Linked DNA regions of Mus musculus: region 2 is linked to region 1. The links are chromatin loops, found by intact Hi-C in ENCODE. Cell type or tissue: left cerebral cortex. All regions are shown on one strand. Each heading gives the region's core, and the rest is flanking DNA. Links, peaks and the distances in the headings are about the cores only. Region 1 holds the start of C1qtnf4 (C1q and tumor necrosis factor related protein 4). Region 2 holds the start of Slc39a13 (solute carrier family 39 (metal ion transporter), member 13).

Region 1 (15,906 bases), core at 2,641-10,640:
GCAGAGCCCTGGAAAGGGGGAAGAGGCAGAAAAGTGGGGTACAGAAAGAGAGAGAAAGAGAGGAAGGAGGAGGAGGAGGAAGAGGAGGAGGATGGAAGAGGGGGGAGGAAGGAAGGGAGGGGAGAGAGAGGAGGGAGGAGAGATGGGGGTGCAACAGGATACTGGAGTAGCAAGCAGTCCTCTTATCCTCTTATATGCTGTCAGGCCTTATCTAGTGGCAGTGCTATTGTTGCTAGGTTGCTGTTGAGAGGAGCCTAACAAAATTGTCTGTAAACCAACCAGGGACCTTCCAAAGAAAGTCTTTGGCTTTCTTAGGATGGGTGGTTGCACTCCAAGGGGGGCAGTTTCAAAAGAGAAAGATCCAGGCAGGTGCAGCCCTCCTTTTATTACTGACTTTAACCCCTTTTTATTGGCATGGCAATGTCATAGGAGCAAGCAGGGAGGAGGAGAGACCCAGCAGTCTTTGGAAAATAAAGTTTGCCACGTCCAGTTAAAAGCAGGTCACCTTCCTGCTTACATGAAGATGAGGTCCAGGGCTTTAATTCTGCCATCTAGCTGGTATTAGAACCTTTGGGTCCTTCTAGGAAAAGGGCCAAGGTAAACTTGGGGACTTGAGCTTCATAGCCACTCCCAGGTTTTCCTGCTTCAAATCACTTACCAGGTACCCATAAGGATAGGCACCTATATGGGCCGCAGGACAGGAGCCTGACTCGGGAGCCCTACCTGTTTGCTCCCCTGGAGGTCTGCAGTCGGCTAGAGAGACAGAGGCTCTGCATCCTGACATCTGTTTCTCCTGCTGGCATCTCTGCTTGACTGATATTCCCTCCTCTTTCATTTCTCCCTGGGGCGTGTTGTCTTCTTTCTCATTAACTTCCCCCTCAACTCCCAGCAAGGTCCCTAGACTCCTGAGCTCCGCTAATTCTCCTGTAATCCTTTGGCAAGCCAAAGAGCTAATTAAATTGTGAGCTTGTGTACTGTGTCCTCTGGCAACCATGGAGTCTCTCTTCTGATCTCCCCCATTTTGTCCCCTTCTTCTTTCATAGTCCAATAACATCCAGAGGCAGCCATTCTTTCCTCCATAGGCTTCCTTCTCTCTGTCCCTTCTCTCTCTTTTCTTTTGTTTCTTTGCATTTGGCACGTGCAGCTCCCTTCCCCAACTGCTCTCTGTGCCTCCCCCACACCCTTGCTCATATCAGATTCTTACCTTTAATTGGGTCCCACCCCTGACTCCCCCATCTACACCCCACTCACCAAGTCAGAGCCCTTGTCATCCTTATCATCACGTAGACATAGCTTCCTGCATGACACCTCCAATCCCTCACCTTAGCTGAAAATCTTCCCTCTATGAGGTCCCACAGCACTTTGTGACTCTGTCCTGACTCTGCATTGAGCAATTCTTGTCCATACCCTACTGTCCCATTAAAGGGTTAAAGGGTTCTCATGTCTCTCTCTCTCTCTCTCTCTCTCTCTCTCTCTCTCTCTCTCTCTCTCTCTCTCTCCCTCTCCCTCCCTCCTTCCCTCCCTCCCTCCCTCCCCCCTCTCTCTCAAGATGGAGTTTCTCTATTAAAACAGTCCTGGCTGTCCTGGAACTCCCTTTGTAGAAAAGTCTGAGTTCAAACTCACAGAGATCCAACTGCCTCTGCCTCCCAAATGCTGGGACTAAATGTGTGTCCACCACTGCCTGACAAGGGCTGTCTTCGTGAGACAAGGTCTAAGGCTCATTCATCCAAGCATCTTCCTGGGTAGAAGAAGCTCTCCCTCCCAGCATTTCACTGTCAGAGTGGCAACTGTCCTTCAAGTGCACATTCCAAGATGGAAAGACATGGAGGAGAGCAGAAGGAGAGGGCCTGGCCTTCAGTTAGTCCCCTCAGAGCACTGACTCACACAGAGCACTGAGGGACTAGCCGCCCTTCCAGTTGCCACCCAGGTTTCATACCTAGAACCCACAAAGGGAAGGCGAGAACCAGCTTCCTCAAGTTGCCCTCTGACCTCCAAATTTGCACCATGACACACACATGCATGTGCTCATACACACAAACGCACTTGAGCACACACACAAAATGAAGGATTAAGCAAACAAGTAGATAAAAGCACTCTCTAGGTGCTGGCATGGATTCACACCTCCAATCTCAGCATTTGGGGACTAATGGCAGGACAGTCAGGACTCCAGGGTTATCTTCAACTATATGGAGAGTTCAAGGCTAGCCTGGGATACAAGAGGTTCCATATTAAAAAGGTAAGTGAGAAAGGAAGCGTCTTACTGAGGGTTATATTGCTGTGATGAAACACCATGACGAGCTGGAGAGAAGAGGGTTCATTTTGCCTACACTTCCATATCACTGTTCATCACGGAAGGAAGTCAGGACAGGAACGTAAACAAGGAAAGAACCTGGAGGCAGGAGCTGATGTACAGGCTATGGAGGATGCTGCTTACTGGCTTGCTCCTGATGGCTTGCTCAGCCTGCTTTCTTACAGAACCCAGGACCATCAGCCCTACCCAAAATAGGCTGTTTTCTCCCACATCAATCACTAATTAAGAAAGTGCCCTACAAGCTTGCTGGCAGCCAGATCTTGTGGGAACATTTTCTCAACTGAGGTTCCCTCCTCTCCAACGACTCTCAACAGCTTGTGTCAAGTTGACATAAAATTAGCTAAAACACAGAGTAACTAGCATCCTCCCTTTCACTGTTTTAGCTGCAAGAGAGGCTGGATTCACTGCTTGCCCCAGGCAGGACAGCATCCTCCCGCTCACACCAACCCCACCCCACCCTACCCCAAATAACAAATAATGTCCAGAGAAGACCAGAGCAAAGGAGGGCTCAGCCCTGTGTGAAGCAATGGATTCTGGGGCCGCAGCCTATGCATTAAACATTTTTTTTTCCAGAACTGAGGACCGAACCCAGGGCCTTGCACTTGCTAGGCAAGCGTTCTACCACTGAGCTAAATCCCCAACCTGCATTAAATTCTTTATGCCTCATTTGTACAATTAGTTTAGTGCTATCTACTTTTGAGGGTGGTCAGAAAAGTAAATGACGGGGCCTAGCAAACACAGAAGTGGATGCTCACAGTCAACTATTGGATGGATCACAGGGCCCCCAATGGAGGAGCTAGAGAAAGTATCCAAGGAGCTAAAGAGATCTGCAACCCTATCGGAGGAACAACATTATGAACTAACCAGTACCCCGGAGCTCTTGACTCTAGCTGCATATGTATCAAAAGATGGCCTAGTCGGCCATCACTGGAAAGAGAGGCCCATTGGTCAGGCAAACATTATATGCCCCAGTACAGGGGAATGCCAGGGCCAAAAAATGGGAATGGGTGGGTAGGGGAGTGGGGGGGGGCGACTTTTGGGATAGCAGTGGAAATGTAATTGAAGAAAATATGTAATAAAGAAAAAGAAAAGTAAATGAGATAATGGCTATGAAAAGCACCTAGCCCAATCCCAGACAGATGCTAAGGACCCAGTCTTGGCTCACCTGAGGGCTGACCCTGTGCCAAGAATTTGGGCTCCGAGGCTTGAGAGGTGATCCTGAGGTTAAAAACACACGTGCAGGGCTGGAGAGATGGCTCAGCGAGTAAGAGCACCGACTGCTCTTCCAAAGGTCCTGAGTTCAAATCCCGGCAACCACATGTTGGCTCACAACCATTCATAACAAGATCTGATGCCCTCTTCCGGAGTGTCTGAAGACAGCTGCAGTGTACTTACATATAATAAATAAATAAATATTAAAAACAAACAAACAAAACCCACACGTGCAGAGTTCAGTTCCCAGCACCCACTTGAGGCAGCTCCTGTAATTGTAATTTCAGCTCCAGAGAATCAGATACCCTCTTCTGACCTCTGTGGGTACCTTCATGCATGTATGATATGAAGCAGTGAATCCAGCCTATGTATGTATGTATACATACAGAGACTAATAACACTTCAACCTCCCTTTTAGCCCACAACCTACCAGAGGAAGGGGAAAGAAAGGTAAATAGGAAACGGGGGTTAGGGACTTGTTTAACAATAGTTCTTTGGGAGAGATTCCAATCTTCATTGTCAGCAAGCCAGTACACTAGCAACACACCAACCACGAATCAGCAGTGGCTCAATCCAGAAGAAACGTCAAGGCTCTGCCGTTGGGCACGAGTCCCATGAAGTGGCAACAAGCAGCTAGATCACCACCAGAAGTTCTTTAGTGCATTACTCTCTGAGAAGTCACAACAAATGAAGATCAGCAAAGAAAGCAAGGCGAACCAATGCCAGAGCCTCGTCTACTGTCTGTCGGGTTATACGTATACTCTTTCCAAACATCAGTGTTCTCTCAATCATTGCTCCAGAAAAACATCACATGACACAATAGAATCTTTAGAAATTTACACACACACACAGAGACAGAGAGAATGAGTGAATGAATTTAGGTTTGAATAGTTATTTAGGAGGTAATTCCAGGAAACAGGTGGGTCCTGAAAGGAAAGAAGGAAACTAAAGCATGCAGATGTTACTAAGTTGTCACTAAAGGTGTTTCTTTCTTTTAATTATTGTTTTATTTTATGTTCATTGGTGTTCTACCTGCTTGTAGTATGTGTGAGGGTGTCAGTTCCACTGAAACTAGAGTTATAGACAGATGTGACCTGCCATGTGGGTGCTGGGAATTGAACTCGGGTCCTTTGAAAGGGCAGCCAGTACTCCTGATCCCTGAACTATCTCTCCAGCCTCTAAAAGGGTTTCTTAATTCTCCTAGAACACATCTTGGAACTGGGTATAGGAAGTTCCTCCTGAGGAACCAGGAAGCTGCAGTATTCACTCCCAGCCCCTACCCTTCATTAGTTGAGGGTTGCTAGAGGGTTCTAGCTTTCCATTACTCTGGCCTTATTTAACTGCACAGCCAAGAATGCTCCAGGAGAGAGATGCAAATGGGAGTTGGGGCCAAAATGTGTGCAGGTAACATCCAGGCTAGGGAGGCATCCTGGGTGAGAGGGCACAGCACTGCCAGCACTTGCAGTTTGAACCAGGTAGGAGTAAGCAAAGACTACAACTTAGCCTGGGCCCTTTTCTCTGAGCCCTGATGATTCCTAACTTCCTATCTGGTATATCTGTGGCTCTTCCACTCCTAACTACCCCCACACCCACCAGCACCCCATCATGCCTTCCCTGGCCTCTCCCTTCCCAAGGCCCTGCTGGCTGCCATGTTATCTACCCATTACCAGCCCACCCTGATTCCTTTGTTGAGAGTTCTTCCATATTAAGTGTCAAATGTCTTCCAGCCCCAGTTGGGATTCAAATGTCCTGCCTCTCTCCCTCCCACACCTTCCTGCCCTGAATAAGAGGTCCAGTGCCTAAGGAGGACCACAGGTGTCACAGGATGGCTCCTGGCCTTTCCCTGTGGGACTCATCCCACCCTCAGTGCCCTGCCCATTGGAGTGCCCCCCTCCCCAGCTTTCAAGGAGAAGGAGACATTTGTGATCTGGCAAGGGCTAGGCAGGCACTTTGCCTTGTGCCTCCTTGTACCCAACAGCGTGGAGGAACTGCCCAAGCTCATCACTTCTCCATGGGTAATTTATACTCCAGTAACTGGGGCCAGGTATGTGGAGAATTCCAGAAGGAAAGCTCCTGAGGGCCAGGGCTTCTGCGAGCCTGTGAGGGTGAGGGGGGGCGTGGGGCGTGGAGGAGATGCTGATCTCAGCCCCTGAGGTGTTGTTGGACTCCTACGAGTGTGGGCATAGCTCCCCAGAAAGTCCATGCCCCACACGGGGACCTCCTATTGCCCTTCTCAACCTTTTCCGGAAAAGAAAAATTCAGTACGTCCCAAGGATCCTGCACCTTCTTTGTTCTTCTCAGAGGGTCTCAAGCTGATGTGCTGATGTCTGCAGCTTTGTCCTTCCTCCAGCCTTGCTAGCACACGCACGAGGTGCAGGGGGAGGGGCATTTGCAGACTCAGAAGTGAGGAAGGAAAAGTGGGGCATTTTCACCTCTTACTTTACTAAGGACATTGACCCATTTATCATTCTCTTCCCTCAGACCTTCCCCCCAAGGCCACTCAGCGTGGACATCTGTCCCATACAAAATCTCACCTCCTACTGTCCTTGCTTGCAGCACAGTCCATGCCTTGCCCGAGTCCTCTCTCCCCACACAAACCAGAAAGCTGGTCTGTAGGATGCCTTGGGCCACCCTAGGGTGGCCTCTCTAGCGGCCTCGGTTTCCCCACCTGCTAACTTGGATCAATGACGCCTGAGCGCGGCACCCGGTGGGTAACGCTCAGGATCCAGGAATGAGGAAGGGTCCCATGCTCAGCGCAGGCTCGGTGCGGTGCCCCAGGCCCAACTGCTCGGCGCCCCTCCCTCGTCCTCCGCTCTCCCCTCCGCCTCCCCTGCTCCCCGCCCTTGCGTTTCTCCGCTTCAGCTTCTGCTGTCCTTCCCACTTGCTCACGCCTCCCTTGCCGGGGTCCCCACTCGTCGCCGGCTAAACCCCCGCCACCCCTGGAGGCCCGGTCAAGCCGCAGCGCGGGCGACCAGTGTGTAGCCCGGCGTCCTCACCGAGCAGGATAGCCGGCTGGGACCGAAGCCGACCCGCCCGCCACCAGCCAGGTGAGGGCAGCCCGGAGGAGGCGGGGGCGCAGGCTTCTCTTCTATGCGAGCGGGGGCGGCGGGAGGCACGAGGGACCCGGTCCCTTTTCCTGGAAAGGAGGACCTGGGCGCTTTTTCATGAAAGAGGCTCAGGGGCTTTTACTTCAGAGGGAGGGGTGGAGGGCAGGGATAATGGAAAAGGGGCTTGCGGGGACCCCTTAATGGGGCATTTTTCCCCACGAGAAGGGACTTATTGACTGCTTCTGTAAAAGTGGGGCTCACATTCTTGGAAGGATGCGGACTTTCAAGGAAGATACAGGGGGGTTCTGGCACGGTTTGAAAGCAGTGTTAACTGGGATATGGGAACAAGGCGCTAGGGGCTTGGAGATGCCCTTAGTCTGACATCGCTGCACCTTCTCCATTGGTTCTATGGCTCTGGGTCTATCCAGCTCTGTCCCAGTTTTCCTCTTTGAAGATGACTATTTTTGAGCTTCACCTGGACAGAGCTTTGTGCAGCCATTTCCTTTCCTGGAGCTCTGAGACCCACCTGACGCCTTACCATCCTCCTCTGACCTGCTGGGGAATGGGATTGTTAGAGGAAAGGATCCAGGGTTCAGGGGCATGTGCAGTGGAGTACGGAAGGTAGGAAGGGTATTGGACACACAAGAACCTTTGGCACTGGTGGGTTCATCTGACTTAGAGGGGAGGTGGCAAAGGATAAGGTGGGCAGGAGCTTCGAGCGAAGACCTGCCAGGAAAGCTGCCGGGCAGAGGGAGAGCTCCCACCTCTCAGCAAACAAATGACAGAGGCTGTGCTTGCCTTTGTTTGCTTCCTCCTTCGCTCCCTTGTCTCTTCTGGTTTTGCAAAAGGGGTCACTGAGGCGGGAAACACATTGACCTTTGTGTAAGAGGGAGAGCTGGTAGAGAAGCGCACTGATTTGAAATGGAAAAAAAGAACAAACCCTCTGTTTAAGGCTAAGAGTTCAGTGGATGACCTTGAGCCAAAACGTGTACCCCTCGTTTAGGCACCAGATTTCTCATCCATAAAATGGAAGAGGGCTTATCTATATGTCCAAAAGAGCTTTGTATGAAGAAACAGAGTGGACCGGACACTTCTCAGGTGTAGTTCTCACTACTATGGATGGACCCTTTCCCTCCTCCCTACCCTCACCCCATAACCCATAGGACAGAGAGTCAGAAAAGTATGGAAGGAGTCAGCGTTCAGCTGGACTTGAGGTCTTTCTTGTGAGAATTATATGGCAGTGCAGTTTATTCTGACAGCTGGGCAGTGGACTGCAGGCGAACATCCAGGAGTGCGCCACAGCTGCACAGCTGGACCTGGCCGCTCTCAGCAGCCCCTCAACCCCCGGAATCTGCAAGAGACTCAAGGCTACACACACTTTCAGGGTACTTCCCAGAAAAGCTCTTGCCCCGAGTTGTCTGTCTCTAGCTTCCTGCCTGCCTGCCTCCACCTTGGAGTCCACGTTAAAGCATGACAGAATCCCAGCATTAGTGACTCCCAGGGACTGGATAATGCTTCCCCAAGCTCTCCATTTACTGAGGCTCTAACCTTGTCATGTCAAGAACCTGACCATATCGCTTTCCCCAGGGGTAAAGAACAGTCGCCTCTAGGTCTGTCCCAGTACCATGTCCCAGTACAGACCATGCTCACAATTGCTGTCTGGGTGGCGTATGCTTAGCACCAGTTTGTGTGGCCCTCCATTGTGCCATTTACACGGATGAAGCCTTACTCAGAGAGTTAAACAAAACAAAAAAAAAATTGCCTAAGGTGACCGGGGCACGACTCAGTGTCCGAGTGCCTGCAGTTCATTCCAAGTCCCATATCTAGGTCTAAGTGTCTGCCACTCCCAAATGAAGCTGATGACCTCACCATCCTGCCAGAGCACTACCAGAATTTTATTTTGTCCTCCCAAGCCTCAATAGCCATGACTCTCTCCTTCCCACAGGAGCCAGCCAGCCTCCAAGCACAAAGAGACAAAGGGAGTTATCCCCCTGAATAATTAAAAGAAATGTATGTATATGGGTGTTTTGCTTGTATGTATATTTGTGAACCACATGTGTGCCTGCTGCCAATGGAGACCAGAAGAGGGTATCGGATCTAGAGTTATAGATGGCTGCGTACTTCCCTGTGGTGCTGGGAAATCAAACTTGGGTCCTCTGGATGGCAGCTAAACTCTTTAACTGCTAAGCCATCTCTCCAGCCCCTCCTTACCTCATTCTGTTTCACAGGGAAAGCACTAACTTAAAGCTTGGCTGGACCTCTGCGGTTCAGGAAGGACCCCAGGGGAGTCCAGAGATCCTGGTGGACCCTTCAGTGGAGCAGAGGTCAGGAAAGTGGTTAGAGAGCAGCTATCTCCTCCGTTCATCCCCAGATAAGACTAAAAACACTGTCATGGTGGAAATGGACATAAGAGCCAGTGTCTTCTGTGAAGGGCAGGCCAAGGAGCAGAGAAAAGCCCCAGGAAAGTGCAGAGGGAGTGCTGGCTGTTAGAAACTGAGATCTCCTCAACACCCAGAGAGGGAAGAGGGCTGAGGAGAGAGGACAGGGCTGTTGGCCTCATTAACCAGGACATTTCTTTCTTTTCTTTCTTTCTTTTTTCGAGACAGGGTTCCTCTGTATATCCTTGGCTGTCCTGGAACTCACTTTGTAGACCAGGCTGGCCTCAAACTCAAAAATCTGCCTGCCTCTGCCTTCCAAGTGCTGGGATTAAAGGTGTGTGCCACCACACCCAGCTTCTTCTTCTCCTCCTCCTCCTTTTTTTTTTTTTTAAGATTTATTTATTTGTTATATGTAATTACACTGTAGCTGTCTTCCAATAGCCCCAGAAGAGGAAGTCAGATATCAATATGGATGGTTGTGAGCCACCATGTGGTTGCTGGGATTTGAACTCAGGGCCTTTGGAAGGGCAGTCAGTGCTCTTACCCGCTGAGCCATCTCTCCAGCCCTAACCAAGACATTTCAACATATCTGTGGCACATGCGTCAGGTCTTATTTGCAAAAGGATTCTCTCATACTTAAAGACACAAGTTTGGAGAATTACTGGGCTAATCCAGTTCTTTAAAACAAAACAAAACAAAACCAAAAAAACCAACCAAACAAAAACCCTCTGAACCAGTTAATCAGACCACTAAGAATCCAAATTCTCCAGCCCCATCCCAGACTCAGAACAAATTCGAGAGTGGAGGGCGAATCTGGGTGCTGTGATAAGCCCTCCCGGTGACAATGAGACACTCTAAGTGTGAAGTACTAAGCTAGTCTAAGCCGGAAGGAAAACAGAGAGCAAGGCATGGGTCAAGAGTAAGGCTAGGAAGAGATGACAGGTAAGGCAGCTACTGTCCAACCCTCTCCCCTGCCCGGGTCTTCTCTCCCCTCCTAGGTGCCATGCTGCTGCTCTTGCTGGGCTTCCTAGGCCCGGCGGCCTGCTGGGCACTGGGCCCGGCTGGCCCTGGCTCCTCGGAGCTGCGGTCAGCCTTCTCGGCGGCTCGCACCACCCCGCTGGAGGGCACGTCGGAGATGGCGGTGACCTTCGACAAGGTGTACGTGAACATCGGGGGTGACTTCGACGCAGCCACCGGGCGGTTCCGCTGTCGCGTGCCGGGCGCCTACTTCTTCTCCTTCACGGCCGGCAAGGCCCCGCACAAGAGCCTGTCGGTGATGCTGGTGCGCAACCGCGACGAGGTGCAGGCGCTGGCTTTCGACGAGCAGCGACGGCCAGGCGCGCGGCGCGCGGCCAGCCAGAGCGCCATGCTGCAGCTCGACTACGGCGACACGGTGTGGCTGCGGCTGCACGGCGCTCCGCAGTACGCGCTCGGCGCGCCGGGCGCCACCTTCAGCGGCTACCTGGTGTACGCGGACGCCGACGCCGACGCGCCTGCGCGCGGCCCCGCGGCCCCGGAGCCGCGCTCGGCCTTCTCCGCGGCGCGCACGCGCAGCCTGGTGGGCTCGGACGCCGCCCCCGGCCCGCGCCACCGGCCGTTGGCCTTCGACACCGAGCTGGTAAACATAGGTGGCGACTTCGACGCGGCGGCCGGCGTGTTCCGCTGCCGCCTGCCGGGAGCCTATTTCTTCTCCTTCACGCTGGGCAAGCTGCCGCGCAAGACGCTGTCGGTGAAGCTGATGAAGAACCGCGACGAGGTGCAGGCCATGATTTACGACGACGGCGCTTCGAGGCGCCGTGAGATGCAGAGTCAGAGCGTGATGCTGCCGCTGCGGCGCGGCGACGCCGTCTGGCTACTTAGCCACGATCACGATGGCTATGGCGCCTACAGCAACCACGGCAAGTACATCACTTTCTCAGGCTTCCTGGTGTACCCTGACCTCGCCGCCGCCGGCCCGCCGGCCCTCAAGCCCCCAGAGCTCTGAGCCTCTGCTTGGAGGAGCCCGGGAGAGCCGTGGGGCATGCATGCCGAGCCGGGACCGCGGCCCGAACGCCCCACCGGTCCGAGCATGACTGCCTGCTCAGCACGCCTGGACTCTGCCAATAAAGTGGGGCTGCCTGTCAGCCTTATGGTCCTGCCCTGTGTCATGACTGTGATGCCTTTTCCTGTCCTCCCCTCCCCGGTACTGGACAGGACCGCACTGCACTGACTAGGACTGCCCATAAGACCTAGATGGGGGTCAGGCCTTTCGAGAGTGAGAAGGTAGGAATCTGAAGCATAGTCTTCTAAATTCAAATAGGTTTCTTTATGTCTGTCCAGTGCATCCCTCTTTTTGACTTTTCTTCAGTGAACAACGACATTCTTCTTTGGGCCCAGATTATGCCTTTCTGTGAGAGGGGACATCATCTTACTGTTGTAACCCCCTAGGAACACAACAGCATGTCCCTTCTTTCAGTAGGGCATAGGACTGAGGGGCGGATACTAGTTGTCCTGCCTCCTGCCCTCCCAGAATGAGGAGATCTGCTGAGAACACGAGTTAGAGTAAGTGGCCCCTAGACACAAAAAATGAGAGGGACTGTGGGAGGCCAAAACAGAGCGACACAGAATCAGGCCAACACATATCCTATACTGTCTGAGCCAATCTCTCTGGGAGACTCTTCTCCCAACTTTATTCCTAACTCTGAGATGTACATGTGAGGGTTGTTTTTTCCTTCCTCTCCACAAACAGGTAATGTTTCTCCACCTTTCCCCTTTACTCCTCCTGCCATTGAAATCCAATCTTTATTCCCAGTCTACAAGGGGACTTAGCAGTCTCATGAGAATATTAAGACTGGGTGACAAGCATACAGGGTTCCTGTATTTCATAGCACTGCCAAGACAGGAATTAGTGGACCTGACACAAATTTACTCTGGGGACAGCTTTTCTTTCAGCATGGTTTTTTGTTTTTGTTTGTTGTTGTTGTTGGGGTTTTTTTGTTTGTTTGTTTTTGTTTTTGTGTGTGTGTGTGTTTTTCTTGAGACAGGGTTTCTCTGTATAGTCCTGTAGACCAGGCTGGCCTCGAACTCAGAAATCCGCCTGCCTCTGCCTCCCAAGTGCTGGGATTAAAGGCGTATGCCACCACTGCCCGGCTTTTCAGCATGTATTGGACAGACTTTTCATCCCTGGTCTCTGGACACACATGCATGTAACCACTGCACTGTGCCTAGCCCCAGGCCTTAGCTAGGTGTAGGAAACAAGATCAGATAGGAATAAACATGGGGGGGGGGGGCGGGCAGGGGCCAAGGCAGGCCCAGAGATCTGAAGAGTTAGAACCAGGGGCTCGATAGAGAACTTGCCCAGGATGGGGAAAGGGAGAAGAGAATAGAAACCATCAAGTGAAAGAGAAGGGTCAGGGGCTAGGTCAAGGATGGAGGCCCAGGATACCAGAGAAGGGTGGCCCCTGGGGACAGAAATCCTTGCATAGGCCCCAGAGTGTTTCCTGTGCCAGGAGGTCAAAGACCTAGGTCCAGTGACCCCTTTCCTCAGTCTCACTAACCCTATGGAGTCAGTAGACACAGGGCAAGGCCTATAAGGAACAGATGCTTGAAAGCCCAAGGGCTAAGGAGAAGCCCTTTCTGAAGACTGTGGAGTTGCCACAGCCATTGCTGAGCACACTCCAAATCCCTGGGCATGTGGTACTGCAGGAAGAGCCTGAGTCGATGGTCCAGTTCCAGCCCAGACTAGAGCAGATGCAAGGGGAGCTATTCTAAGGGTGGGCTGTCCTTAGGGACCAGGTATGGGAAGAGAGTGGGCATGGAGTTGGGGAGGATATAAGGTGGTAGTGGGACACATGTTGTCTATTCCCCACCCTGAACAGGTCCACCCTTCTTAGCCCCCTTCCAAACCCTAAACTTGGGATGCCTGGACCCTTCAACCCTGTGGTTCATGCTAGGAAAAATGACCTGCAGCATCATGTCCAGGTCCTTGGCGTCTGCAGGCCACCTCCTTCAATGGTGCTGTCCATGGACTGCTCTAGGGCAGTAGAGAGGAACCAGATCCCTGCTATCCTCCACACGGAGCACCTGGCCTCCCAGAAATGCCCTTCTGCTGTCCAGCAGACACCGTTAGCAGAAAAGTACATGGATACCAAATGCATATACATGCATGTTGATAGTCACCCTTCAGGCATGGCTCTTAGCCCAGTGAGTACCAAGCCCAAGTCCCCTCTTGGCAAATGCCTAACATGACTTCTGTAACTTGCACACTGCCCCAGTAGAGTTCCAGGGCAATAGCAAGCACCGACACTAACCCCCACAGGCTTCCCACACCATCACATTGCAGTTTGGCACCCACCAGGCCCACACAGTCCCTCCTCTGCATGTGAGGCTCAAAGAGCCAACTGTACCTGCCTTCAGCCATCAATCAGCCTTTTCTTGGCTTCTAGCCACCCACCATGAAGCCCCTGGACCTTCATCATCCTAGCCAGAAGTCACCCAAGGAAGGAGACCAATGGCTACCACTAGACCAGCATAAACTGCAGTGTCACACTGGGCGTGGTGGCACACGCCTTCGATCCCAGCACTCGGGAGGCAGAGGCAGGTGGATTTCTGAGTTCAAGGCCAGCCTGGTCTACAGAGTGAGTTCCAGGACAGCCAGGGCTACACAGAGAAACCCTGTCTCCAAAAAAAAAAAAAAAAAAAAGAAAAAAGAAAAAAGAAAAAAAGAAAGAACAAAGCAACTGCAGTGTCCCAGCCATGTTCTCTGACTAGCCCCCCGCCCCCATCCCACCTTCCAGCTCTCTGCTCCTTCATCTGCCTGCCACAGCACCAACTTTCCTACTGCAGGCTACTCTGCATTACTTTATGTGTCAGTCTTCAGTGCTGATGAGAGAGGAGCTGGCTATGGCCTCATTCACCTTTTAGGGGCTATTTTCACCCCCAAAAGTTGGGGACTCTTCAGTTTCGGCAGTAACAGCACGTTTGTTCTTACCCAATGTTTAATAAGAAAACAGCTCCAGCTTGACCCTTCCAAGGGATATACATCTCGGGCAGCAATGCTATCTTAACTGTTCTCACACTAAAACATCTTACTACAGAGCCAGTCAGCCACTTAGTCAACCTGACACCCAGCCTCCAGGGCCCCTCTGCTGCCAAAAGCATCAGCTGCAGTACAGTTCTCCAGCTGCAGAGTGGTAGGACCAGGGGTGCCCATGGGATGCACGTCACAGAGGAAACAGACGGGGCCACTGGAGAAGGGAGCACTGTCTAGAAGGCGGACATGGACCTGTAGCTCCCGAGTGGTTTTTTTCTTTCCACAGCTCTGATCAATGTACTTGCTAACAACCTCTTAGCTTTAGACCAGAAACCGGGAAGATTCCTTTAACCTAAGAGTAAGTGGCTCTTACACTTGGCTTATAGAACCCTATGGATGTTTAGGTGGGAGGACAATAAATTGGGGTCTTCCTGGCTCCACTCAGGCCCCTGGATCTATCAGCTGCCTCCACACAGTCTGCTGAGATAAGGGCTTTCTTCAGTTTCAAGGCCCTCCAGTGATCACTAGAGACTATGCCATAGCTATTCTTAAGGACTATGAAAACTGAATTACAGATCCAGAGCCGTCGTGAAACATATTCAGGCCCACAGATCACAATGTAACTGTGACATATAGTCCCATTAAATAGACTGCTTTGGCAGGGACCACCACCACCACCACCAGTACCAGTCCTGCACCTGCCCTCTCCTGAGTCAGTATCGTTATCAGCACGAGTGACTGTAAGGAGGGGAGTGGCCTAGCAGATAGGAGCACCAGCTGCCAAGCCCGATGACCTGAGTTGGATTCCTAGAACTCAAATGGTAGGAGAGAAGCATGCCTGAATATAATCCTCTGACCTCCACATGTGCTGCCATCCCCACTAAATAAATGTTCTAAAAATACACAAAAGCAGCACGCCTTTAATCCCAGCACTTGGGAGGCAGAGGCAGGCAAATTTCTGAGATCGAGGTCAGCCTGCTCTACAAAGTGAGTTCCAGGACAGCCAGGGCTACACAGAGAAACCCTGTCTACAAAAACCAAAACCAAAACCAAAACCAAACCACAAAAGCAGCCCAGCAGTGGTGACCCATGACTAATCCCAGTACTCGGGAAGCAGAGAGAGGTATATCTCTGAGTCTGAGGCCAGCCTGGTCTACAGATGGAGTTCCAGGACAGCCAGTGCTACAGAGAAGGCCTGTTTTGAAAAAAAAAAAAAAAAAACAACCACCACAGAGGAAGGAGAGAATGTCCATTGGAGTTTATTTACAGACAACCTTAGGTGAGGCCTTTTCCTCTAGGATCTACATGCTTTTGAAGTTACTTGGTTTCAGGCTTCTTGTCTCCAGCTTCGAGCTTGAGACTCTCAGGAGGCTGGCGATAGGCAGGGAAAGCCTCCCAGGGGCTGTTCAGGTCAAACTTGCGGAATTCTTGTGCCAGCTCCACTGGTTCAGCCACTACCCGCTTTACCTCATCGTCGTAACGAAGCTGCAGAAGCAAAAGTTAGGGCTGATGACTGAGGAGCCCGTTCTGCACCAGCCTAGGTGCAGATTCCTCCAGGCCCTATCCCTTTCCCTTGGCTTCTGTTTAGTACTCGTCCCAGGCTAGGTCACTCTACATCCAGACATACTATCCATTTGGTCACACAATAAGCTAGTGTATAGGATTCCATACTGGCCTTTACTTTTCACATGCTGCCAACCTTGTTGACTCCCCGGCCACACCATACCTTCAGCTCTTTACTTTTTGTTATCATACTTACTCCTTACCCAATCACACACCTTAAAAGGTAACAGCAAAAACTGATCTCAGACTACAGTCAGTGGCTGAAGAGAGTAAATTTAGGCCAAGTATGGGAGTGCTCAACTTTAGTCCCAGCAATCAGGAGGTGATCACGGCCAGCATGGACTATACAGTTCCAGGACAGCCATGGCTACATACAGAGGTCCT
Region 2 (15,906 bases), core at 4,818-12,817, 180 kb after region 1:
TCGGGGGCCTGGACAAGCAGATCCAGGAGGTAAGGGAGGCCATGCCAGCCTTTTTACTTTTTCATCTAACTGACCAGAGTGTATTCCCTTACTGTGGGAAGGAAAAAGAAAACAACCAAGACAAAACAAAGACTGTCAGGTGCTCGAAGCCTGGATTCCAGAGAGATTGGAGATTGTCCACATAAAGGGCCAGAGCAAAAACTCCACTCAGGCTCCCAGTTTTTGCCCCAGTGTCTTCCTTCCTTCCCTCCCTCCTTCCTGTGTGTGTGGTGTAAGTACTTGTGTAAGTGCTTACATACACAGAAAATGTCAAATAGCCTGATCTGTACTCTACTCTTCCCTATGATACATGGTCCCTGGCTGGACCTGGAACTAGGCTGCAAACTCCCGACTCTGACCCACAGCACCCAGGTTATGGACTTGTGTTTTATAGGCCTGGATATTTACATGGGTGCAGGAGATTTGAACTTAGGTCTTCATGCTTGCACAGCAAACACTCTTACTCTCTGAGCCATGGGACCAGTGCAGACCAGGTGTGAGAGGAGAGAAGACTCCTGCATTAGAGTAGGAAAGATGCAGACTAGATTTGGGCTGTAGGATCCCTCAGGGCATCACTTTCCTCACCCAGGACTTCTTCCTGGCAGCTGGTGGAAGCCATTGTCTTGCCTATGAACCACAAAGAGAAGTTTGAGAACTTGGGTATCCAGCCCCCAAAAGGAGTGCTGATGTATGGGCCGCCTGGAACAGGGAAGACTCTGCTTGCCCGAGCCTGTGCTGCTCAGACCAAGGTGTGTGGGGGTGGGGGGCAAGGTGGGGGTAGGGGTACTTGCAGCTGTATGACATAGGCTTGACTCTTTGGGCCTCTTGTGCCTTTGCTCTGATCTGTCCCTTCTCTCAGGCCACCTTCTTGAAGCTGGCAGGCCCTCAGCTGGTACAGATGTTTATTGGAGATGGCGCCAAGCTGGTCCGTGATGCTTTTGCCCTGGCCAAGGAGAAGGCACCATCTATTATTTTCATAGACGAATTGGATGCCATTGGTACCAAACGGTAAAGGACGGCTAGGGACTTGAGGGTTCTTGGGGTGAGGGGTGAGCTGGGAGCACAACTCCAAGCTATGCTAAATTCTAGTTCTTTCTCATCCTGTTTCCCCCTCTCCCTGGGTAGTAACACTTCTATTTTTCTGCTTCCTAAATTCTCACAGCTAACACCTTGCTCTCAAAAAAGAAATCTGGTCATTTCACATGTTTTCAAAGTCTGTCATACACTATTTAGAACCATTCCTAGGTCACCCCATTGCTCCTTAGCATAAATACTAGATTTGTGTGGCCCGTTCTTCCAGTCTCGCTCTCCCCGACACACATATCCTCCCAGTATCTGATTAGTTTTCAGCTCTTTCCATTCACTGGGTGTTTGCCAGCCATTGTTTATAAACGCAAAAACCCTTCCTTGGGGTTGGCTGTCTGGGTTCCTGATTCTAGGTATTTCTGAGCAAAGTTCTCTGGGATCATGCATTGCTCAGAGCCAGAGCCCTGGCCCTGGCTATTTCTGCCCACTGTTTGTCACTAGCCCAGCACTGATCCCAGACGCCTCTGCAAGCTTTGAATGCTGCAGTTAATTATTGGTGAACCTTTCTCTGTACCAGTCCCTGGGCTGGGAGCCTCAAGTTGAGGCAACCATTTCCCTGGACAAATTGGAATAGCCTGTGCTTATGCCGTGATGTCACTGGCATCTCGGGCTCCTGTGTACCGCAGCTTCGACAGTGAAAAGGCAGGAGACCGAGAGGTGCAGAGGACCATGCTGGAGCTACTGAACCAGCTGGACGGCTTTCAGCCCAACACTCAAGTGAAGGTGAGGACAGGGCTCACCGTCTGTCTCAGGACTGACAGCTCGGGCTCTGCCTTCCCCATTCCCCGGCTGCCCTGTTCCTACTGGAACTTGTGCTTGTGAGTGGATGGCCTGCTCTTCTGTTCAGGTTGCTGCTTCCCCTCTTCCTTAGGTAATTGCAGCCACTAACAGGGTGGACATCCTGGATCCAGCCCTGCTGCGCTCAGGCCGCCTAGACCGCAAGATTGAGTTTCCAATGCCCAACGAGGAGGCCAGAGCCAGAATCATGCAGATCCACTCACGGAAGATGAATGTCAGGTCAGCTGCAACAGCTGTTTTGTTTTGTTTTGTTTTGTTTTGTTTTGTTTTTTCGAGACAGGGTTCCTCTGTGTAGCCCTGGCTGTCCTGGAACTCACTTTGTAGACCAAGCTGGCCTCGAACTCAGAAATCCACCTGCCTCTGCCTCCCAAGTGCTGGGATTAAAGGCGTGAGCCACCACACCGGGCAGTGCAACAGCTTTTTGAGCCCCCAATTTTTAAACTCCTGTACTGTTGTTCCCCAGCCTCTGATCCACTCCAACCCCACCCTGTGCATGCACATAGCCTCCATTTCTCCCCCACAGCCTGAGGTAGAGTTTTGTTGGGGCTCAGACCCTCAAAGTCACCTGTGCCTCATCCTCCCATTGAAGAATATAGGCCTTCACAGCACAGCCCAGTAGATGGGCACAGCCCAAGCATGGCGTAGGAGAATCTAACCAGGACCAGATGAGCTGAAGTTAGATCTATCCAGTTTCCAGCACGTGACCTAAACCTCTAAAGTCTGTTGTTTTTGAAACTTGAGAATTAGCCACGGTGAATCTCAGGCACAGTGCCTGGCATGAGGGCAGATGATGGGCAGCCACATCGTGCTGGATGATGCACGGCTTCATCAGCAATCCTACTGTCTTTTGTCTGTATAACCCCATGTTCCCAACTCAGGCAAACTTTCTTCCTGGGATCTCAGATGCAGGGTTCTAGAAGTCTGGTGTATCAGTGATCCTGTAAATAGCTTTGTCCAATCTCATTTATACTGAGAAGAAAAGTCAGTAAAGACTTGCCTGCTAGCAGAAAGCAAGTTGATTATTGTGCGATGGGTACATAGTAGGACATCTTCCCTTTGCTGTTCCCTCTCCGTGACTAATCAAGCTCTGTGGTGTCTTGTTTCTCCAGTCCTGATGTGAACTATGAAGAGCTGGCTCGGTGCACTGATGACTTCAATGGAGCCCAGTGCAAGGCCGTGTGTGTGGAGGCGGTGAGTGGTCAGCGTGGGTGGGTGGGTTATTGGAAGCCTTGCTCTTTCCCTGGGTAGGTCAGGGACCCACACTTAGGAAGTTGGAAGTGCAGGGAGGCATTCTGGGTCTTCTCTGTCCGGCTGCAGGGTATGATCGCATTGCGCAGGGGAGCCACGGAACTCACTCATGAGGACTACATGGAGGGCATCCTGGAGGTTCAGGCCAAGAAGAAAGCCAACCTACAATACTATGCCTAGGGGACACCTCTAGTCTGTCCGCTGGTCTGAGGGCTAAAGTTGATAATAAAAGGTGTTTTCTGTTCTTCGCCACAGTCTTTCTCAGCCTCTGTGGACTCTGGGTGGGAGTGGAATGTATGGAGAAGGCCTTTTGCTCAGAAGCTACAGCCTCAAAAATTCTATAGATGGCCATGGGACCCAAACCAGCTGTCTGGGTGAGGCCCCATGGCAGGAGGTGCAAGCACAGCTGTTGCCTGAGTCCTCCCCAGTGCCCCCTCCCCCAGCCTCTTTATGTCATCTTTCCACTGTTCATTGCCATCACTCTGACCTTAAGAGTCCAGAAGGAAGAGGCCACCTTGCATATTTGGTATTCTAGTTCTTGTCTTGTAAAACCAACATTTAGGGTTTTAGTTGTTAAAATAATCCCCTAGTGTCCAGACTTTTGGGCCACATATTTTTCCATGACTTTATTAGCTCTTTCTCATTTTTTCTGGTTCACGAACTAACCTTTAGCAAGATCCACGCTGTTTTCTCACCAACTGAGTTCTGCCGTCTGCCCTGCTCCGTATGAAGCCCCACAGCCTTCAGTCTGCTGTGGTCTTGCCAGCCCTATTCTTGCTGCCCCAAGTGCTGAGGTTACAGGCATGTCCCACCATTCCCAGTTTTATGTGGCACTGGAATGGAACCTAGGATTTAGTATTTGTTAGGTACGAACTCTGCCAACTATAAGATACATTCCCCAGCCCCTAAATAGGTCTTAATGCATAACTTTTATCAGGATAGCGACTAGAGAGTCCGTGTATTTACCTGGATCCTGAGAACTCAGGTTATGCTGTGAGTGTGTCTATCGATAGCTCCATCTCCCTGGCCTGGGTGTCCTCATTTTACAGGTGCGATTGGGCAGCTGCGCTGAAAGTGCACTGTTGTGAGGGCACAGCAGGGATTCAAACCCATCAGTCACTTTTTTTTTTTTTTTTTTGACAAGGTCTTACAGGTAGTCTTGCTAGCCTGGAACTTTATGTAGACAAGGTTGGCCTGTGGCCCCTGAGATTAGTTTCAAGAGTGCTGGAATTTAAGCTGTGTGCCACCTTGTCTGGCCCATCATTCAACTTTCCAGCCAGCTGTTTTACCAGTGGCTTTGGCAACCTTTGAAAGGCCTTTCAAAGTTGTTAATCCTCAAAAAATTTCCACTTTATTGCCCAAAAGAGGCAAAAAAAAAAAAAAAGCACTGCTCCTTTCTTCTTCCCCTCCCCTTTCCCGAGCGGACATGACTACTGCAAGCTACAGGCATACCTCTGCAGGCCACCTTGCTCGCTCTCTAGCTTTCCCCTACCCATGTGCTGCCTGTCGATTATGGTGTGGCTCCATCTTGCTCCAGGCGCTCAGCAGCTAAAGTGTGATTTTTGTTCTCTGGCCTACATGTAGGTGTCCTGTCTTCCTAACCAGATGGGATTTACTCTTGGCCATGAAACAAGCGAGTGTAGGCACCACCCTCACCTTCCCTTCTCCCTCACAGCATCGCAGGATCCTCTTCTCTATCCCTTGAGGCTGAGTAAAGTGGTGGACAGGGACAGGGGTGGCCTGTGCTTATCAGCCTCCTGCAGGGCTCATGTGACAGGCAGGCAGCGGCAGCCCTCATTGAGCACCTGCTGACAGTAAAGACAGCTGGGCTTGGACCTTTTAGGCTTTGGTCCCTTATCTTAGGTCAGCTTAGGTGGAAGATCTCCCTCTTGACTATCTCCCTCTTGACTGTTGTGCTGATGGGACACTGGCAGCTGAGCATTCCCAGTTAAGGGCGTGGCAGATTCTGTTTCCCACCTACTTACTCTGGGCTCATCTGTGCACCACACAGATGGTTTGTCCCAACCAGTGAGCTGCTGAAGGCTGTTTATTGGTTGGGAAAAGTGGAGGATTCTCCTTCAGCTACCGATGGAGATGCAGTGCCCCCTGCTGTGTGAGGATAATGGTGCAGTCAGAGGAAGGGAGCTTGGTAAAGACCCTCTTCTCCAGCCCATGTTAGGGAAATGGGTGGTGTGGGGAGGCTCAAGTGAGACAGGGTCTTAAGTAGCGAAGGCTGGCCTTTTAACTCCAGATTCCTCTGCTGTCTCCATTCCTGGTTGCTGATATTACAGTCTGACACCACACCTAGCTTTCTTAAATGAACTACAATCTCACTGAAGTAAAAGGAGATGACTTTGTAGCTCTAAGTCCCCAGGTGAGAACTGTTAAAGGGGAACAGGGAAATAAATACCTTGGCTTTTTACATCCATAAGATCACCAATGGTGAGGAAGGCTCAAATTGGTGCTCAAGCATTACTGGGATAAAAAGCCAACAATGAAACATGGCAGGAAAATAGGAAACCATTTGAGATGCACAGCAAGTGTAACAGACCTGTCAAGAGCACTTAGGAAGAGCTGTTTGACAGCCCTAGTATGTGGAAGAGGCAGCCGGTCTAAGTAATTTATTTATATCTACAGAACAAGTATTTACAGATAAAGATGAGCCACAGCATAACTGCTGTGGATCAGTCAGACTCTTCAGTGGCCACATCTCTAACATCCACAGTTGAGCAGCAGGGCTGGAGTCTGGCTGTAGATTGGGCCAGCTGAGTACCTGGGTGTCAGCCAAGGGAAATAGTTGGGGATTATGGCTTCAGCATTCTTCCAGTTCACATTCCTGAGCACTGACAATGTGGAGCCCTCACCACCCCCATCTTACTCTTAACCCAAAGGACAAGGGCCCCTGAGCTGGAGAGGGCAGCAAGGCTCACTGTCTCTGCCTGGGGCATGCATGCCTGCTGGACCCTGTGCTGGCAGGAGCATCCCGGAGAGCTGTGCTGAGAGACGGCTAGCCTGGACTACTTGCTGACTTGCAGGCTGCTGTTTGGCAGCTGGAGGTGGTGAGAGCTGCCCGTGTGGCCAGGGAATATTTGTTGGGGAAACGTGCTAGCCAGGCTGGCTGCCCCTAGAGAGAGGTCTTGGAGCAGCTGCCTGCTCAGCGTTGGGGAGGGGTAGGACATCAGTGCTGAGTCGGGGCTGGGGCTACACAGCACCCACCTCCCATTTCTTTGGCTGTAGAGGGGGTAAGTAGGAAGGGTAAGGAAAATGGACAGCAGGGAAAAGCTGTGTTGCCTCTGCCTCTACAGTGCTTGGGGCCTAGATGTGTAAGCAGAGGGTTTGTTTTTTTCTTTTCTCTCTTGGGCTAGAGCCCCAAGGAGGAACAACTTTGGGCTCTGTCCCTCTCTTTGGGCTGTAGCCCTGGGCTCCTTGGGCTGGTTTCTTTGTCAATGAGAAGTGAGGCCTGTGCTGGCACCGGTGCTGTCATTCCTTGCTGCTAGGTGACAGTGGGGTGTCTGGGCAGGTGCTACGTTGGGCTCTGGGCTCTGCACCCAGGGGTCACAGTGTCGGTCTCTCTCCCACTCTGGCTGCGTGTGCACACCACACACCCTCTGTGCAGTGAGAGGCTCCTCTCTAGCATTCACCCTCTGCCTCTCACACTTGGTCACAGAACAGACTGGAGTCTCATTGCTCGCTGTGCAGAGTGGGCTGTGAGCAGTGGTTATTCAACAAACAATGAAAGCAGCACCATCACCAGAACACCGGAGCAGAGCAGCAGCACCTGTTGCAGGGAGTGCCTGTTGGGAGAGGGGAGACTTAGGCCAGGCTGCCAGAGGCAGCAGCTCCTCCTGGGCCCAGCGATCATCCCAGTAGGTTGCTCACCACGGGTCGTCTTCTTCCAAGAGGTCAGGTAACACATTCACCAGGGCGATATAGAGAAAGCCTCCCGAGGTGAAGGGCAGGATCCAGACCACCGTCTCCTCTGTAGGGGAGGGCCAGCTGGGAGTGAGCTCCGGCACTGTATGTATCCCCACCCTCCTACCCGGGACACCAGGCAGACACTACCCCAATAGCAGCAGGGCAAAGGAGCCTTTTGGCTGGTGTACCTCTTGAACACCACTGTCTACCACTCTCGTACCTACTCCTTTGGGGGACTGTGTACAGATGGCAAAGCAGGCCCCCAGAAGGCCTCCCAGGGCTGTAGAAAACTGTAGCTTAGCTGCCGTCCATCGGTCAAAGCCAGCCCGGAGCAGGATAGCAAAGTCACCCACCTGAGGAAAGGGTCAGATGTTCAACCAAGAACCAGATCACAGGAACACCCACCCTCCTGTCTCCCCTCACCCGGGCCAGTATCTAATGAAGCCGAGCCCCCCTCCTCCTCTAGACCACCTCAGTGGGCAAGGCCCACCCCAAATCCCCAAACAGGTCGCACACCCATGTTGAGCATGGGAACCTTGGGGATCTGGGCACTTACCTCATGGGGGATCTCATGCAGGAGGATGGCCATGGTGGTCAGAAGCCCGATCTGCAGAGATTTGAGTCTGAGTCTGTGGGGCCTTTACTGGGTTACTAGGCTTCCCCATACCCAGTCCCTCAGAAACATGGATTCTGCTTTTAGTCTGCAAGTTTGGGCAGGATACTGTAGCCATAGGAAAGACAGCAGTGACTAAAGCTTGCTTCTCAGACTTAATAAGGTAATATGATGTCATCTACAGATGTGCTGGGCTGCATTCACAGCACACCGGGACACGTGCGACCCCAAGCTGCGGGTTGGACATGCTTGGTAAGTCAGGATTACAAAACACAAACACCTCCACGGTTCCACATTGAGCAGGGCTGTGACAGAGTATGGATGGGTGCCCAACTGGAGGGTGCGAGCAGCAGATACCTCCTGAAGTGCATTTAAACTGAGGCCAGAGGGATGAGGAGTCAGCTGCTCCAAGAGTGGGAGGAAGAACATTCCGGGCAGAGGGCACAGTGAATGGCCAGTGTTAGGGGTAAACAAAATGCTGGGACCAGAGCACAGAAGGCAGTGGGAGGTGAAGGGAGAAGCGTCTACTGGTGGGCAAGGCCAAGTATAGGAGCTTGATAGAGGCATCCAAACAGAGACTGCTGGCAACAATAGTAGCTTGGGACAAAGGGTGCAGTGGAGGTAGGGGGATCAGAGAGTTCTTAGTGCTGTTCCAAAGGACCCAAGTTCAGTTCCCAGCACCCACACTAGGTGGCTCACAACTTGCCTGTAGCTACGGCTCCAGGGGATCCAAATCCAGCTTGAGGATCCTCCAAAAGCGCAAGCGCGCACACACACACGTGGCACCAGCACAAACATGCAAACAAAAAGAATTCTTTGAGAACAATAAAGGTGAAGGGAGACAGTTTAGAGACTAAGGCAGCATCCAGGAGAGGAATAGAGACTAGGCTTCACAAAGGTACTGTTAATAAAAGCAAGAAGTAGAGACTGTTTCGGAGATTGATCTGACCGGTAGACATCGATGTCATTCCCACCAGAAATGCCAGAGGTCCCATCCCTTACCTTTTTGCTCACAAGGAAGCTGGCAGCCACAGCCAGCCCATGAGTGAAGTTGTCTATGGTGTTGGCAAGCAGGTTGAGATAGCCACTGACCTGGATGAGGGGAGAGAAAGGCAGGCTGAGCCAGGGAGGCAGAGCCGAGTCAGCCATTCAGCTCTGCAGCTGCAGGAGGGGGGCCCGCATGGGCCACTCACTTTGAGGTTCCGGACCACGGCTCTCAGGCCGGGCTCTGCAGCCGGCTGGGCCAGACAGTGGCCTCCATTGAGCGCGGCAGCAGTGGGGTCTTTGCTGGGGGCCTACAGCCAGAAGAAGGAAAGAGAGGAGACATTAGATGCCCCCCACTCAGACAGGCAGGCAGAAAGAGAGAGAGAGGATAAGAGACGATGAATACCTCTTTGATCTGGCTAGACTTTGCTGATCGATCCATCAGGCTGGGCTCCTCAGAGTCAGACCTCAAGCCCACACTGCTGTTACTACCCATGTACAACGGTGGTTCTCAGCCTTCCGAATGCTGCAACCCCTTCATATGGTTTCTCATGTTGTACTAACCCCCAACTATAAAATTATTTTGTTGCTACTTCATGGCTCTAATTTTTGCTACTGTTATGCTATGTTATTGTAATGTAAATATCCAACATGCAGCTGATCTTAGGCAACCCCTATGAAAGGGTCTTTGACTCCAATTGAGAACCACTGATCTATATAGTTAAACTACTTCAGAGGCTAATAATGTTGCTCTCAAGAGTAAGGAAAGAGAGTCAGGAGATGTCTTAGACTTAACTTAGACCCTGGGCTTCTCCAGGCCTTGGGTTCTACTTTAGGAAAACAAAAACCAACTGCTATATCCAGGCTCTGGGGCTTGGGGCTCACCTGGCTGGGGTCCTCCTTGCTGTTGAGGAACATCTTCTCCAACGCCAGGAAGGTCAGGAAGCCAGCGATGACCCATAGCCCCAGTTGTTGCTGTCGCTGCAGACTCTGCCCTTCACCACCTGCAGGGGGAGCACTAACAGGCCATGCCAAGCCAGTGGCTAGAAGGGAGCCATTTGGAATAGGGCCTAGATCAGAGCTAGTCCAGGGCATTGAGGGGTTGCCAGGGGAACTAGCTACTGAACAAGCAGCTGGGGCCTAGACCTCCCAAAGAGGCCAGGGCATCAGGATTAGACCTTCCCTCTTAAACAAGCTTTTCTGGATCTCTCTTCCCACACCCCCCTCCCAGACCCTGTGGAGCCAGCAGGGCCTAGGTTAACCCGGGGGAGAGGCACCAGTTCTGCACTTCTATCCTGCCTCATGCTCTCACTCACCGGGGGTGATGTTACAGGTGTAGGCCCACGCCTCCGGCAGCAGGTGCAGAAACACGTTGCCCAGGAGTCCACCTAAGGCAAAGCTGAGCAGCTGCCTCAGTCGCCAGGCTCCGGCTGCAAAGCAGAGACATGAGGCAGCGCTGAGCCTCTGCTACTAAGCTCGCCCATCTCACTGGCTTTCTAGACTGCAAGCTTCCAAAGGCTAGGTTTGGGCGGCTGTTCTCAGGAAGATCTCCCGTGGACTGTGGGATCATTGTGGACTGACTGTTATTGGTTAAGAGACAGGCTTGGACCCTGGCAAGTTCTGGATCTCTAATCCATCTGATGGCAACCACAAAATAAAAACTTCTGAGACTTAGTTTACCCATGTATAAATTGGATCTTGGCAGAATTAAACCACCAAGCACAGAGCAAATGTTGATTAAATGGGAATTTCTCTCCTCAGCTAGTGCCACCCTTAGAAAACTGGTAGGACCTTGGGACTTTTACTAGCTTGCACATCCAGATTTGGAAGCCATATTATTCTCATCAGATGATAGAGCAGCCGAGGCCTAGAGGGACACCGCCCTACTGGGACCCTGCTGTTTCCAGGCTGGCGGCCAGAGGGCACTTGTAAAATGGGAATGCCAACACTCCCAATGCATACTGCACAGAGCTGCCCAGGCCTCACACACATCAAGTAATCATTCCACCACAGAGCTGTCCACAGCCTGGGCTGTCTGAGAGACACACTTACTGCATGGACATGACAGGTCCAGGGAGGCTCTGTTCACAACTGGGAGGCACCAGCAGCCAGGCACCATCTGCATTACTGAATGGTCCTGAGCCTGGCAATTGGTAAAAGGCTGAGTCTTTCTTTCTATTTCTTCATTTATTTTACTATTGTTTATAATGTGTGTGAGTATGGATACATGGGTGCACCTGTGGAGGTCAGAGGCCAACTTTATGGAGTGTTCTCTCCCTCCACCTTTACACGTCTTTGAGGAACGCACTCAGTTCACCAGGCTTGCAGGGTAAGCACCTTTACCCACTGAGCCATTTTAACCATTCCTTCCTTTTCGACTTCTTCCTATTTTTAACTGTATGTATTCTATGAGTGCAGGTGCCTGCTAAGGCCAGAGCATCCTGCTGGAGCTGTAGGTAGGCAGTTGTGAGCCACCTGACACGAGTGCTGGCAATCACACCTGGATCTGTGCTCTCAACAGCTGAGCCGCCTCTCCAGCTCCGGCCTTCCTTTTTATTTGTTTGAGAAAGGATAGCAGAGGCTGGCCTCTGCCTGGCTGAGTACTTGAAGATGGCCTTGAGCTTCTGACTCCTGTCTTCACTCAAGTGTGTGCTATCACATCCAGTGTGGTATGCAGTGTGGGCACTGAGCTGCTGGACACAGAACCACTATACTACATCCCTAGCCCTTATACCACTAACCAAAACTGGGCACGGACGGGGGGGGGGGGGCTGCAGCACTTGCTCACCTCTGCACCTAGGGTCCACCATGAGCCTTTACACACCTGCCCCTTCCTTGTGCCAGGCAGTCCTCCAAGTGCTTCATCTATGATCTATGAAGTTAGTATGTTCATTTGGGGGAGTTGGGACTTAAACCCAGGCCTTGAACGTGTTAGGTAAGCATTCTAAAGTTCATTTCTTTTTAAAGATTTATTTATTTTATGTAAGTACACTGTAGCTGTCTTCAGACACATCAGAAGAGGGCATCGGATCTCATTACAGATGGTTGTGAGCCACCATGTGGTTGCTGGGATTTGAACTCAGGACCTTCAGAAGAGCAGTCAGTGCTCTTAACCACTGAGCCATCTCTCCAACCCCCACCCTAACCCCTGCAAGCATTCTACTACTAAATGACATGCTCAGCCTTATTATCCCTACTTTGTTTGTTTGTTTGTTTTTGTTTTTGTTTTTGTTTTTTCGAGACAGGGTTTCTCTGTATAGTCCTGGCTGTCCTGGAACTCACTCTGTAGATCAGGCTGTCCTTGAACTCAGAAATCTGCCTGCCTCTGCCTCCCAAGTGCTGGGATTAAAGGCGTGTGCCACCACTGCCCGGCCTTATTATCCCCATTTTAAAGTCTGACAGACTGAGGCAGAGTGAGGTTAAGTAAATTGCCATGTTCTACATAGTTGGTGGGTGGCAGAGCCATGATTTGAGCCCAGGTAGTATGGCAGCCATATTGCCAGCCATTCTTCATAACGAGTCTGGGGAATGTTTGTTGATTGAAATAATAAACAGATGCATGCATGAGTGAACAAATGAATATGTATACCCTATGCGCACAGGACCAAGGTGACACTGGACTCCATGCTAGGCATACTATGTCTGGTGTACCTGGTACATGAGACCTGGCATTTCCCCAGAGCCGGCAGCAGGTTCCCTCCCCTCTGATCCTCAGCTGCTGAAGGGCCACTCACCTTCTGACTGTAACAGGGTCCCCATCTCCAGGGGAATGACCAGCAAGGGGAAAACCCCACTGAGCCCAACCATGAGAGAGCCCAAGAGGGAGCAGATCCAGGTGTCCAGTCGCTCCCCACTCAGCAAAGCCCCCCAGGACTCGCTTTCTTTATTATCCAGGCGACAGGCAGCTGCAGCCCCCAGGCTCCGGAGGGCTGGCTGGGAACCTCCAGCCCTTTCCAGGAGCTCCAGGGCAAGGACAGTGAGGAAGAGGAGCCTTTGGCCTGCCATACCACAGCCAGGGCAGGGACATCCAGGCATGCCGGGCGCTAGAAAACACAAAGACTGCTCACGTGAGCTGCCTCCCTGGACCACACACCCCACTTAGGAAGCACAGCGTCTCTTCCCACCTCTCAACCGGCCATGGCATCCCCCTCCTGCTCACTCTGCAGCGGAAACAATCCCCAGGGTGGGTGCACGGAGCACCCTCTGCCCATCTACACGTCTCCCAAGAACCACACATATTTTCCTTCTGAGCTGGCTCCAGCCTATGTGTCAATGTGTCCGCCTGAGGCTAAACTTTCCTTAATGACTGGGTGAGGCACTGGCTGGGCTCCTTCAGCCACCGGAGGAGGGACCATCCCTGTTGGGTGCCTCTAGCTGCCAGGAGAGGCTTGGCTGCCAGAATGTGCCGGTAAAGACACCCCAGGGTCTAAAGCCAGCACTGTTTAGCTTGATGGCGTGGTACAAAGAAACACAGGTGGGGAAACTGAGTCATAGTCCAAACCTCTTCCTCCTAAATGATCTTATTCTTGGGCACCAAGAGACAAGAGGTGGGGCTGAAGAGAAGAGATGCCTCACAGTTGCCAGAGCCAGAGGCTGTGGTAACTAACTTATGGCTAATTAATTTGGTGCTCTAGATTGTTAACTGACTGTAGTCCCTTATGAGCCTGAGCCTCAGTGTCCTCATCAGGGAATGGATGAGGTAACAGAGCTCCCTAACAGCGATGAATATGAGGTGAACTTGACAATGCAGGTAGCTGCTGGCATCGAGGAGGGAATGCAAGTCCTCTGAATGCCAGGGGAGGTCTGAAGCACTCGCAGAAGGAATGTGCTCTGCAGACTGATGGCAGCCGGATGGGGATGTGAGTCAACCAAGCCAGAAGTTCAATCTGGAAAGTTTAAATGTGATCTGCCCCGTCTTCTACTGGCTGTGACCTTGAAACTGCCTCAGTTTCCTCATCTGCCAATGGATGTTAAGAGAGAAATCATCGGTCTCTGATTGGTGGGCTACAAGCCTATGTCTGGAATCTTCAGGCCATAATTAGTGACCCCTGCCCCAGCCCTCCCCGACCCCTCGCGGCCGCCACTGCCAACACCAGCACAAACAAACGAGCAAAGCTTCACTGGGACCAAGGCAGGCCCTCGCCAGGCCAAGACCTTAGCGGGTCATGCAGAGGCAAGGGGGGACCACAGGTTCAGCAGAGAAGTATGGGGTATGGAGAGAAAGGAGAAAGCAAGAGAAAGGAAAGTCAATAAAATGAGCTAGAATGTCTGGTGGAAGGAGAAGACAAGAAGCGGGGCAGCAGGGAGGGCTGAGGGGCAGAGCGTGGGACGTCAGAGGTAAAGAGCCAAAGAGCAGGCAAGTTCAACTCCTAAACTGAGGACGAGTCGCGACAGGTTTGGGAACTGACACGGTCCATCCCGCCCCGGACGCCGGCCTGAGGGTCCAGCGATCACTCACCGCGCAGTGGCAGAGGTGGCAGCGGCAGCAGATGCAGCGCTCCGGGCGGGCCCGGCCATCCAGCTGCAGTGTCGCGCCCCGCCCCGCTCTGCCTCGCCCGGCCCCACCACTAGGCCCCCAGCCCGGAGCCACCCCCGGCGTGCAGCCACGTCACACGGGACAGTCCGGAACCCGACGCGCGCGGCTCCGGGGGGCTAGACGGAGCGACGGCGGGGGAGGCGCTTCCGCCTCATACCATGGGGGACCCGCGCGGTCAGCGCACTTCCGCTCGGGGCGGATTCTGGGGCTGCGGGGAGAGTAGGACGGAAGTGGGTACCCTCGTGGGCATCGCGTTTAGCCAAGTTAAGCTAGGGTGAGGGCGGCACCCACGCGGGAACCGGGATCAACAGGGCGGCGGGGCTTCAGTGTGGCGTCCTTCTGAGGATGCAGTTCCAGCAGTGGCCACACGGGGGCGCGCACGGCTGCCAAACCGCTCCGTCCCGGGACGAGAGCAGGGCTATGGCTCTCTGAGTCAGCAGGCCTGGCTCCTCCATGAGCTAGGGAAAGGGGAAGTGCCTGCCGCAAGGAGGGGCCTGGCTCTGGGTACCTCAGAAGAGGGAATTTTATTCTTACTCATCGAATTATTTTTATGCTTTGGTTTTTCACTTGGAACCTCAGGCCACCGTCTCCAGGACTGTAACCCTTTGAAGTCCAGTACACGTTTCTAGAGCCTGTGCCCTGGAATTTCAAGCCAGGATACAACAAAGGACTTGGTGTTCTCTTACCCTGACAAAGCTGTACCTGAACTCTTAGACCGAAGGAGCAGTTAGTGGCAATAACAATGGCTACAGTTCTCTGATCTAGGGTAGCCCTTTACTGACCATTTACTCAGTAATCAGTGTTAACTTTACCAAATCGTTTTTATCTTTCAGGTGGGTACTGACTGTTGACCTAGGGTCAGACATATGTCACACATATGGCAGAGGCGGAATTCAACTTGGATGTACCTCTCCCTAGGGCGTGCGATGGCCACCTCATGTCTAAGCTGGAGCTAAGGTGTGGATGTGGCCTAACACCCCCCACTCCTTTGCGATCCGATACATGTTTGCATCCTTCTCTGGGAATCAGCCAGTAACTGACATGGAAGACATTCAGCAGAGGCCGAATGAGTGCTCCCCTGGGCTGGCTGTGACAGAGTGAGGGGCTCATTAGTCCTCACCTACCATTGCGGCTCTCTATGGTCCCTTGTTCCTTCTGGGCGCTCCGAGAGCAGACCGAACTCACACATCACAGTTGATGCCCTACCTCACAGTGTGTGTTTGTGTGTGTGGTTGTTGTTGTTGTTGTCGTTTTACTTTGAGATTGGTTCTATGTAGCCCTAACCCCCTGCCTGTTCTGGAACTTTCTATGTAGATGTGGCTGACTTTGAACCTACAGAGATCTGCCTACTTCTACCTCCTCAGTGCTAGAATTAAATACGTGTGCCACCACTCTTGGTTTATTTATTTATATATTTTTGACATAAGGTCTCATGTAGACTACCCCTAAACTTATTATATAGCAGAGAATGACCTGGAACCTGTGGACTGCCTGGATAGATGTGCCCTCCTACATCCAGTTTATGCAGTGCTGACAGCCTGGGCATTGTGTGTGCCAGGCAAGTACTCTATCAACTACAACCCCAGCCTTTTATACCCCTCCCTCCACCCTCCAACCCTGAGTCAAAGTTTCTCTGTATAGCCCTGGCTGTCCTGCAACTCCATTTAGAGACCAGACTGGCTTTGAA

The links. A loop is a pair of places that touch in the nucleus more often than their neighbours do. Peaks named below come from ENCODE experiments on the same cell type or tissue, not always from the same donor. Only the 100,000 strongest peaks of a DNase experiment are listed, where the experiment ranks them.
Region 2: a loop joins it to region 1, with 2.2 times the contacts of the local background. A loop is called at or near these places in 2 of 42 quality-filtered maps.

The regions. Positions count from the first base shown.
Region 1 is chr2:90,879,434-90,895,339 of GRCm38, forward strand. It overlaps C1qtnf4 (C1q and tumor necrosis factor related protein 4), which reads left to right and starts at 6,353. Exons shown (of 2, transcript NM_026161.3): 1 at 6,353-6,570; 2 at 9,947-11,093. The coding sequence starts at 9,952. The coding sequence ends at 10,932. It overlaps Ndufs3 (NADH:ubiquinone oxidoreductase core subunit S3), which reads right to left. Exons shown (of 7, transcript NM_026688.3): 7 at 15,194-15,444. The coding sequence ends at 15,277. It also overlaps the pseudogene Gm32514. In left cerebral cortex, for the core only: no CTCF peak of the experiment used is centred there; DNase peaks (open chromatin) are centred at 5,934, 6,454, 7,183, 7,953 and 1 more place; H3K4me3 peaks cover 3,908 bases; H3K27ac peaks cover 4,839 bases.
Region 2 is chr2:91,056,014-91,071,919 of GRCm38, forward strand. It overlaps Slc39a13 (solute carrier family 39 (metal ion transporter), member 13), which reads right to left and starts at 14,302. Exons shown (of 10, transcript NM_026721.3): 1 at 14,142-14,302; 2 at 12,418-12,726; 3 at 10,000-10,113; 4 at 9,569-9,687; 5 at 8,893-8,994; 6 at 8,702-8,791; 7 at 7,643-7,693; 8 at 7,307-7,439; 9 at 7,051-7,150; 10 at 5,768-6,965. The coding sequence starts at 12,718. The coding sequence ends at 6,890. It overlaps Psmc3 (proteasome (prosome, macropain) 26S subunit, ATPase 3), which reads left to right. Exons shown (of 12, transcript NM_008948.2): 6 at 1-29; 7 at 645-788; 8 at 899-1,047; 9 at 1,752-1,848; 10 at 1,997-2,142; 11 at 3,033-3,114; 12 at 3,241-3,425. The coding sequence ends at 3,351. Gm39874 (predicted gene, 39874) reads left to right here and starts at 14,338. Exons shown (of 2, transcript NR_166131.1): 1 at 14,338-14,493; 2 at 15,053-15,610. In left cerebral cortex, for the core only: CTCF peaks have their summits at 5,276 (motif pointing left), 8,383 and 9,692 (motif pointing right); DNase peaks (open chromatin) are centred at 4,831, 5,219, 6,761, 8,000 and 1 more place; H3K4me3 peaks cover 298 bases; H3K27ac peaks cover 1,552 bases.